2 separate regions of the Mus musculus genome follow, and region 2 is linked to region 1. The links are chromatin loops, found by intact Hi-C in ENCODE. Cell type or tissue: left cerebral cortex. All regions are shown on one strand.

Region 1 (5,000 bases):
CTCAGTGTCCTCATCTTGTTCACGCAGTGAATCACAGAGTGGCCTTGAGCGGTGAGTCGAATGCTTCCTACGTGTCTTAACTTTCCCTCCTTGAAAACGGACCCTTTCCATTCAGCGGTCCCTGGTGGGGCATAGACATTTGTCTGGAAGGCCAAATCCTCGTGCTGGTCTCACTACTACCCCTGTTCTCCCACATGACATATTCTCCCAGACGCTGCTTCAGGCGACGATGGGATTCAGGCTACACAATAGAGAAGGAGAACACAGGCTAGACAAAGCCTGTATGCCCATAGAAATTTGCTACTCAAACAGCTAGCTGCCTCTCCCCTCTCTTCAGGCTGGCTGGAGCCAGAGTACAGAGACTGTCTGCAACTCCCCTTGACCCTCCTTGAGCATCTCAAAAGGCAGCGAGAGGGAGTGCTGACAACTTCCTGAGGAACCAACCAGAGGAGTGTGCAATGAAGACTACTGAGCGCTCGTGGGCACCATAGACTCCAAGTGTCCCAGTTCAAGGTGCCCTTTGTAAAACCCTGGAGCCATCCCTAGACCGCCTTTGGATGCTCCTACCCACGTACAAATTTGAAATAATAAAAGTGTGGCAATTATTAAAAGAAAAATCTTTGTTTGTAAAAACTGATGTATTTTTACATCTTATTCGCTGAAAAAAAACGACTTTGTGGCTATATGAATTAAGACAGCAACGAGACAGAAATGGGGGCCTAGAAAGTGAAGCTACTCAGATCTCCTCACTTAGAGTAGCCAGGGTGCTTTTCATGTGAGAGGCCAAATCCCTGAGGAGCAGCTACAAGGCAAAGGCGATGCTGTCAGAACTCGGAGCCGTTTCTAATGCTAGCACACAGACCAGCTCCGATTCCAGTGAACTCAGGCCTTCCCCAACTAAGCTACATCCTCTGCCAATGTAACGCTCTTAATTGGCTCTATTTATTATTCTGGACTCAAACAACACTTCACTCCATAAAAGGGAAGTGTTCCAAGCAGAGGAGTTTTGTTTTATAGACAGAATAAAGCAGAAACAAACTTTGTCTGTTTGTTTGATGGCTAATCTCAGGTTATTTTAGGCTTTTTTTTTTTTTCTGTAAAGGGTTAAACCTTTTCATGCTAACTAAAACTGCCTGTTCAGGAAATTAGTGTGTAATCATTTTAATTTTTGTTTCAGTTTCAGTTTGATGATCTTAGCCCTGGTAACTCCATTTTGATTTTGAGCCTGGCCTGTTGAAGCAGGTGGGGAAAGATCAGTCCAACACAATGAGTCTAAGGAAAATAAGTGGGTTTCACCTAGTGCTCTCCTCAGTACAGTTTAATTCCAGGAGCACTGGAAGCTAAGGAACTCATCAGGCACCTCCGTCAATCACATACATTCAGTAATGAGGGACCCATTCCTTCATTTCAAGATTCCCCCCGCCCCCCGGGGGGGGGGGGCTGGAGAGATGGCTTAGTGGTTAAGAGCACAGTCTGCTCTTCCAGCGGTCCTGAGTTCAAATCCCAGCAACCACATGGCTGGCAGCCATCAGTACATGGGATCCAATGTCTTCTTCAGGTGTGTCTGAATAGAGCAACAGTGTGCTCATACACATAAAATAAATATATTACATTTTTTAAAAAGTTTTTTTTTCTTTTGCTATAACACTAACAGCCCTAGAACAACCTGCCTTTCACCGCAACACCCAAGGCAAGGTTATTAACTCTCCATATTCAAATGGGAATTTCAGGCTATCTGACTCTCTGCTAAGAGCTGGGTGAGATTTCCAGGACAACAATCAGGAAGGAGGAAGGTACTGACTGCCTTAAGGAACCCAGGCAAGAATGAGCTCCAATACTGTCTAGGGCTAGGGTGACAGATGACTTTTAAAAGAAAGGTGATATAACCAGGGAAGCTAAAAAAGGCCTTTAGCCTTAGAAACAAGTGCGTAAAGAAAACAGAATCAGAAATGCTTCTAACCAGAAGAGGACACCTGGCAATGGACCCCTCTTTTTTTTTCCTCTATGTTTTCCTTGTTTCTGGGTCCCCATGATATCTGATTGACTTGTATATATCATTTTGACTACTGAGCACACCTGTGTTTCTCTTTAGAAAGGTGTTATTACCACCACCACCACCACCACCACCACCACCACCACCACCACCCCCCACCCCACCCCCCCCCCCCCCCGCAGACACCACTGAAAATCTCCAAATAAGCTTGTGACAATTAGAGATGATCAAGACCAGCAAAGAGGACAGAATAGAAGTCCCAGCCAGTGTCCTAGGAGCCTGGCCACTACAGAGGACGCCCCTCTGGCTGACAGGTCCATCAGCAGGGTGCAGAGTTGATCTTCAGGCCCGCCTTGCAGAGCTGAAGGACTATAGCAAGGCCACCGGATATATTTTATATGGCTGTCTCATGACCTCCAGGCATCGTGAGAGACTCTCAGTAGTTTTTTAAAGATGGGCAAACTGTGCTGTGTCCAGGAAAAACCAACTTCGGTGGGCTTATTGTTTTCGCTGAGGCCATTACTTTCCCGCCCACATCTTTCATTGCCTCTCCGGTGTTTCTGTGAGACAAAGAAGCCAGCTGAGACTTCCACAAAGGAGAATGCAGGGAAAGGGGGCTGAATACCTTGAGCAAGAATAGCTTGGAAGGAGCCAAAAGTGGAAAAGGAAGTCTAATTCTGGCCTGGTCCGGTGGGGAGAAAAAAGTTTTTTGAGAAATGTAAACAAATCAGGAAATCCTGGCACTCACTTTAGTTCCGGTCTGGGGAGAGAGCCGCTCACTCGGGTCCTTTCCCGAGGAGCAAGCTGCTGTTTGTGAATGAAATCCAGATAAAATTATTCATTGAGCTCTGCCAGCCCCGCAGTTTCCAGCTTTCCTTTAGCCTATGGCATAGCTTAAACCTTAAAATAATAATAATAAAAAAACCATATGCGTGTTATTAACTCTCCATATTCAAATGGAAATTTCAGGCTATCATAAATCTCCTTTCTGATGTAAATTCCTCTCTGCAGAGCTCGCTGCAGGAAAGCCATTGTATCTGAGTAATCTAAACTTGAAAGAGAATTTTTGTTAAACCAGTTATGATAGGGGAAACATGTTTTTCACTGAGTCGAAAGATTAAAGTTGGTTGTAAAAAGGGGTGGGGGCTGAGGGAGAATTATTGGTTGCCCAACTAATGATTAGATACAGAACTTCAAGGAGAAATTAAGAGCACAAAAGAGAGTCACACAGATAAGTGAAAACAGCTCCAAAGATATTAAATACAAGAGTCGAGGTTTAGCTGAGGTTGTAATCTCTCTTCCCATAGTCATCTCTGCTAAGCCATCCTCTCTACCCCATTCGATTTCCCCAGGACAGACTGCTGCAGCACACATCTGCAGGTTGGAATATCTAGTTTCTCTCTCTCTCTCTCTCTCTCTCTCTCTCTCTCTCTCTCTCTCTCTCTCTCTCTCTCGTGTGTGTGTCTTTCTCATGTCTTCTTCCGTATGTCCCTCCCTTTGAGTCTGTCTGTCTCTCTGTGTGTCTTTTTATCTGTCTCTCCCTGTGTGGTGTTTCTATCTCTGTCTCTCTGTCTCTTTGTCTCTCTGACTCTGTCTCCCCTCTCCCCTCTCCCCTCTCCCCTCTCCCCTCTCCCCTCTCCCCTCTCCCCTCTCCTACATCTTGGTAATCACTCTACGGACTTTTTAGCCCAGAAGAATGTAGACACAAGAGGAGAAAAAGAGATATACCCCCTCCTTTAAAAAACAAGACAAAATAAAACACATTGTGACTGGTTTCTTTCAAAGCATGCTTTCTCAGCACTATATACCCTCATCTCAAGCTAACCCCACTAGCTCTCTTGATTTGTTACCCTCAGCCATTCTGCCACCCTTCCTGTCCTTGCAAACCTAGAAACATTTTTAAGGTTTTTCATTTCAAAGACCTCAGCAGGCAGCAGTAAGGACATAGTCACAAGCTAACAGTGTGGGTCTGTGGTATAGTATATGCTTAATCATGCACAAGGCTCTGGATTCCATTTCTACCACCATATACACAGAAAAGAATCCATATCCGTGTATTAAGAGCTATGGGGAAAAAAATTAAAGTATTTCTTCGCACAGCCTGACCAGGAGAGGTTTACAGATGAGAAACAAGTTTCTCTTGGGAAGGGTGGACTAGAGATCTTGAAAAGGCCTCTATTTGACTCTCCTCCAGGCATCCGACCTCAGCCCTAGTACTGGTGTGTTTGCACAGAAACCTCCAGAAAGGACCTCAGCTCTCAAGACAAAAGCTTTCTCGATGAACTTTGAAGAACATGGTTCATAAATACAAGAAAGAAAAAAAAAAATCCCTCTGCATCACTGTGAAGAACTGACTCTGTTCCAAAATGAATTTATGATGAAAAGAAATATTTAAATTGAAATTAAAATATTAACATCAGGGCAAGGCCTGACTCATACAGCTATACCACAAACACTCTGAATACTTTCACATATCCCTGAAGTTAATGTATTCATATTTAGATTTGCAATATTGTGCTTTAGAATAATTTTAGTACAAAAATACCAAACTAGTCTCTTATAGCTTTGAATCTAGTCTAGTCACACACACACACACACACACAAGCAGTGTCACCCTGATCTCTTATTTAATGCTCAACATTCAAGGTACACAATTTAATGTTCATTGTGGATTGTCCATAGATTTATGATGGCTGTAGAGATGTTCATAAAATCTGAGCTATGCAAGGCTTTCGGCATCTGTCTCATTTTTATCAGAACCATAAAAATCATCACCCTCTTGTTCCTAGTCAGTCTTTCCTGCTAGATAATATAAACCAGAGAAAAATAACGTTGTATCTGAGTGTCTACTTTAAGTAGACTCTGTTGCAGAGGTGTGTGTGTGTGTGTGTGTGTGTGTGTGTGTGTGTGTGTGTGTCTGTCTGTCTGTCTGTCTGTCTGTCTGTCTGTCTGTGTATACAGAATAGTGATGGTATGTCTGGAAATGGAGAGAGAAGAATATTGAATT
Region 2 (5,000 bases), 120 kb before region 1:
GCGCATCAGAATTCAAACTACATATTACTGAATATTGCTGTTTGTCTGTTTCAGCTTCTATACATAGAAACAAATGATCTCTACATTCATCTTTAAAGAAGCCACTAAGCATCTTAGCACATTTATTTTAAAAATCTTTATTAGCCAGGCAACAGTGGTGCATGACTTTAATTCCAATACTTGGGAGGCAAAACCAAGAGGATTTCTTTGAGTTTAAGTCCAGCCTGGTCCAAGTGAGTTCCAAGACAGCCAAAGCTACACAGAGAAACCCTGTCTCAAAAAACAAAAAACAAACAAACAAACAAACAAACAACAACAACAAAAACCCTTAACTGATGACTAAAATCTACTTTCTGTTATTATCAAGGTCAGATTTATTTATTTATTTATTTATTCGCCCCAAGAAGAGTGAGTGTATTTTGTTGACTGCTGAGCACTAGGAAAAAAAATAAGCAATAGAAAGGTCTGCTAACCTTCTGGGTCATGTATGTACTCCTGTATCATTCAAACAGGTCCCCAGAGCGACAGACAAAGCTCTTTCAAGGCTGACACCTATGGAAGGCGCATGGCATCGAGGGCACTGAAGACAATGTGCTGTGGTCGAAAGATGGTGCTCCTGTCAGGGCTTTCTGACTGAAGCAGAAGATGCTCCAGACTTCCATGTGTTTAGCTCTCATAAGATGTTAGACAAAGTTCCTATCACAATGTGAGCAGTAGACATGTGGTTTCACCCCTCCAGGAGTGGACTAACCTATGTTCAAGTTCAACATTTTTGGTGTTAACTGAAAAAAAAAATCATTGAACCAATGTAAACCCAAGATATATGATTATACAGTATAATTTCATTTGTGTAAAATAAAATACACAAATACAAGCATTCTTCTATGGGCTTTATAAAGAGTTCAAAAAATCAGAGCTGGGGGCCAGGAGACCAGAGCAGAAAATCTTATTTTTAATTCAAGTGTGTTACTTGCATTCTTTCTATAATTTATACTTTAAAAAGTTAATCTTAGAAACTGAACAAGGTATCTTTGTAATACCTTGTATGCTGTTTAATGGAATAACAATTTTTGTATATCAAGATTTAATTCTTATAAAACAGCAGATAGATAGATAGATAGATAGATGATAGATAGATAGATAGATAGATAGATAGATAGATAGATAGATAGACAGATAATTTGTGTGTGGTGGAGAGCTGAACTGAATAAAATGAATTTGGGTTTTTAGATTTTTTTAATGTATATGGGAGATTTGCTTGCATGTATGTATGTGTGTCTAAGCACCATGTGCATTTAGTAACCTCAGAAGCCAGAAGTGGATGCTGGGTCCCCCAGAACTGGCTTTATAGTTGGTTGGCAGCCATTACATGGGTCCTGGGGGTTGAATACAGGTCCTCTGGGAGAGTATTAGTGCTCTTAACAACTAAGCCATTTTTTCAGCCCATAAGAAATGAGTTTATATCAAAAGTCACCCCAAGAGTTATGATCAGTCCTGTGTACAGTCACACATCCCTGTAGCATTAGGTCTTTTTTTTAAGTAAATATGAATTGATAATCAGAAAAAATAAATAAAAATATTGTGGTGTGCTTTATGTATAGCAAACAACCCCAGTTAATTCTCCATCACGTAAGTGATTTAAAACTTTGTATGAAAATTAGCAAAAGCGTGTAAATGTTGTTCACACAGAAGCACAAGTATTCTACCCAGTCCTAGTTTTTCCAAATGCCCCAAATTCTCCTTTTCCCTTTAAAATTCTACAATAGGGAGAATTTCACTGCTTGTTTGGAGCCAGCATTACCACGGGGGCAGGGCATGGGACAGAGGCTTGGGGACACAGTCTGGCAATGAATCATGGGTCTTCTCTACACCTCCTTTGACAAGAATAGCTTGGCAGACAAGCAAAAGGAGTTTTCTATCTCTGACCCTTCAGTTTGACCCTTGGTGTCTCTGGAGCCCTATTCAGATATAACAAAGTAGCTTTGGTTCCCTTAGACTCCCAGAACACTCATTAGGAGTTTTCCATTTCTAATTGGCCCGAATCTGGGTCTCAGACCCGCATACAGCAGCAAGCCTTGCTGGGGAGGAGATTGCCTTGGCAGGCTTCGCTGTACATCCCACCCAGATTCCTAAGTACAGACCAAGGGGAGATTGCATCAGATTTGCCAAGGCAGACCAATTAGACATCCTGCAATCCTCTTGGTGACACTGTGCATGTGAAAGCCTTGGTTGTACTGTATCCCATTGCTAAATTTGGAGATAGTCTAAAAAGAAGGGAAGAAAAGCAAGACCAATCCAAGAATAGAGGAAACTTGCCTGGGCCAGTCAGTCTTCACATATTTGCAATGCCAAAAGAAGACAGGTTGTTCCAAGCCCAGCTGGTTGCAACAGAATCCTTGTTTCCCTGAAGTTACCCTGGAGAAGGAAGTGCCTTCTAGGTGCTTGGAGCTGATGTCTGCCAAGCCCACACATGACGTGAGCTGACAATAAGCCGTAATTAGTACTCAGAATACCAAGTTAGTTATCCAGCAGCAGTTAGATTACCCTGTGAGTGCATCTAACAAGCATACAGACTCTACTGAGCCCACAAGAGGGACAAGTATCAACAGAATTATTAATAATACTGAGGCCACTGTTGATGTTATTAATGAGATACCTTGTACATATGCATCAGATGGACCTTTAGTTCTTGTTGGAAAATTGGACTTAGTATATACTAAGATTTCAAAATCTTAATGGCTTTAATCTTAATAAATAACAATATTATCCATTTAGACCATTTAAAAAGAAGTCATGCACTCCTTTGCCCAGGCAAAAATAGAAACAAACCAAAAACCTACCACCAATAAAAACTTAGCTAAGCATTTTGGTTTTTTAAAAAACTAATCCTTCCCAGAGTCTTTTCAATTCTTTTGTTTAGAGTTTTTCCACCCCTTCTGGACATGAAAGCCACAATCTAAGTAATACCCACTTAAGGGTTTTCACAAATTGACACTTCCCCTGATGTTCTGTTGACAGCTAATACCTCAAAAAAGGTGGGAAGAGGCACAGACAAGGACGAGATACACCTGGCAGGTATATCACTGATATAATCTAAAAATGCTTTCAGAAGATGTGGAAGCACACGTTGTCCCAAAAAGAAGGCATGCAGAAGTGCACACAGCAGAAACCACCCAGTGGGTTAGTACAGATGCCAGCTACTAGATTGCCTTCTCATCTGTCCTTCATGAGGGCATGCCCTTAACAGAGGACATATGCCCTGAAACTGAGTTCACATTCCAGAACGCAGGGTTCACTTCTGATTTAATCTCCAAAAAAAAAAAAAAACCATTGAGGAGACTATAAAAACCGGGGGGGGGGGGAGGGAGGGGGAGAGAAAGAGAGAGAGCATGAATATAAGAAAAAGAAATTAAAATTTTATAAGGAAGCAAGATACAGAAGTATACAGAATTATTGCGATGTTTTAGGTCTGGTTATATGGCTGTATGTGCATGTATTTCGTGTTAACAACCACATATTTAAAGAATTCAAATTCTATCAATATTACTTTTCTGCACAGGATTCTTCAAAATAACCTTTCTGCATTGTTCTGGTTTGTCTTCTAACACCCAGAATCCCTACCAAGCAATGTTGAGGGCTCATTTGTACTTCTGTCACACTTTGACCATATCCTGAAAATGAAGACGAAACAAGGAAATGGGAAGAAACAATTTTAAAGTGAGATCTTTGAAAAAAAAAAGATGCTATTATTCAACACATGACTCAAAGGAAGTCATTACCCAGGTAGAACACACAGACACACACACATATACACACACACGGGTGAAAGCGAATTGTTAATAAGTCTGTTCATCTTCTAACAAGAAATGAGTCATCCATCAGTTCCTGTGCCATACACATCATAAGATACGAGTTAGAACTCGTATTTATCTTTCAGGAGCAACAATGAAAGCCCCTCAGGTCTCACTTTACCTCAGCCGTCCTCTGAGTCTCCTAACAGGCTGAACTAGATCTTCTATTCAAATGAGCCAGATGTGAGAAACTTCGACAGATAAGGAACAACCACCATTTATTTTTTTTCTTTGCACAAATAATAGCTATAACTGTTCCTCTTACCTAAAACCCTTTCCTTTTTCCCTTTCACCATGAGCATGTAATGAATGATAGACAGACAGAATGATAGATGATTGATTGATTGATGAATATTGATTCATAAAGAAAACTTTGTCTAATTTCCTTCTCTCCAAACTGTCATCAATAAAAAGTAGAGTTAGAGTAAAACTGACATCAAAATATATTCTTAAGGAGTCATAAAAATAGCCAGAAAAAAATGAGAAAGACTCAACACCACTAAACATCAGAGCATCTAAATCAAGGCTATAATGAAACAGTGCCTTGCAATTGTTGAGATGGCAACTATAAAGAGTTAGCAAGCACTGATGAGAGAATGCAGATAAGAGAGCACACTGTGGGGCAGGGGTGCACATTGGCCTAGGTACTAAGGAAAACCATACATAAATCCCTCACAAAACTAGTTCCACTGTGGAATACGGAGATGAGAGCAACACCTCACCCCTGCCCCACCTCTTGATTTGTATGATTTCACAACTAAAACATAGAAACGTTTAAGTATTCACTGATGAATGAATTGGTGGAGAAACTGTGATATGCTCAAGAGGAAAGTATCCGATCTTAAACTTTTTGCCACTAAGGTTCCTCTAATCTCCAACATGTGTGAAACTGGAGTAACATTTTGCTGTGTGAAATAGGCCAGGCATAGGAAAATTAGAAGAGCATCTCACTTGTATATGAAATCGTACCACAAGTGAATGGAAAATCAATTGCACAGAAAAAGAAAGCAAAACCATGGCATGAAGTGCAGGATCCAAGATGGGACAGGAAGATGGTGGTCTAGGGGCGTGGAGCCACGCTGTGAAGGATAAGGAGGAGGAGGAGAGCTAATAATAATGTGTTCTAAACTTGAAATGTAGTAATTGTAG

What was found. Peaks named below come from ENCODE experiments on the same cell type or tissue, not always from the same donor. Only the 100,000 strongest peaks of a DNase experiment are listed, where the experiment ranks them.
Region 2: a loop joins it to region 1, with 2.4 times the contacts of the local background. A loop is called at or near these places in 6 of 42 quality-filtered maps.

Annotation. Positions count from the first base shown.
Region 1 is chr10:44,995,060-45,000,059 of GRCm38, forward strand. No RefSeq gene overlaps it. Among named protein-coding and RNA genes, the nearest start is that of Gm40639, 27 kb to the right of the region's middle. In left cerebral cortex, no CTCF peak of the experiment used is centred here; no DNase peak of the experiment used is centred here.
Region 2 is chr10:44,871,751-44,876,750 of GRCm38, forward strand. No RefSeq gene overlaps it. Among named protein-coding and RNA genes, the nearest start is that of Gm40638, 69 kb to the right of the region's middle. In left cerebral cortex, no CTCF peak of the experiment used is centred here; DNase peaks (open chromatin) are centred at 2,116 and 2,355; H3K27ac peaks cover 193 bases.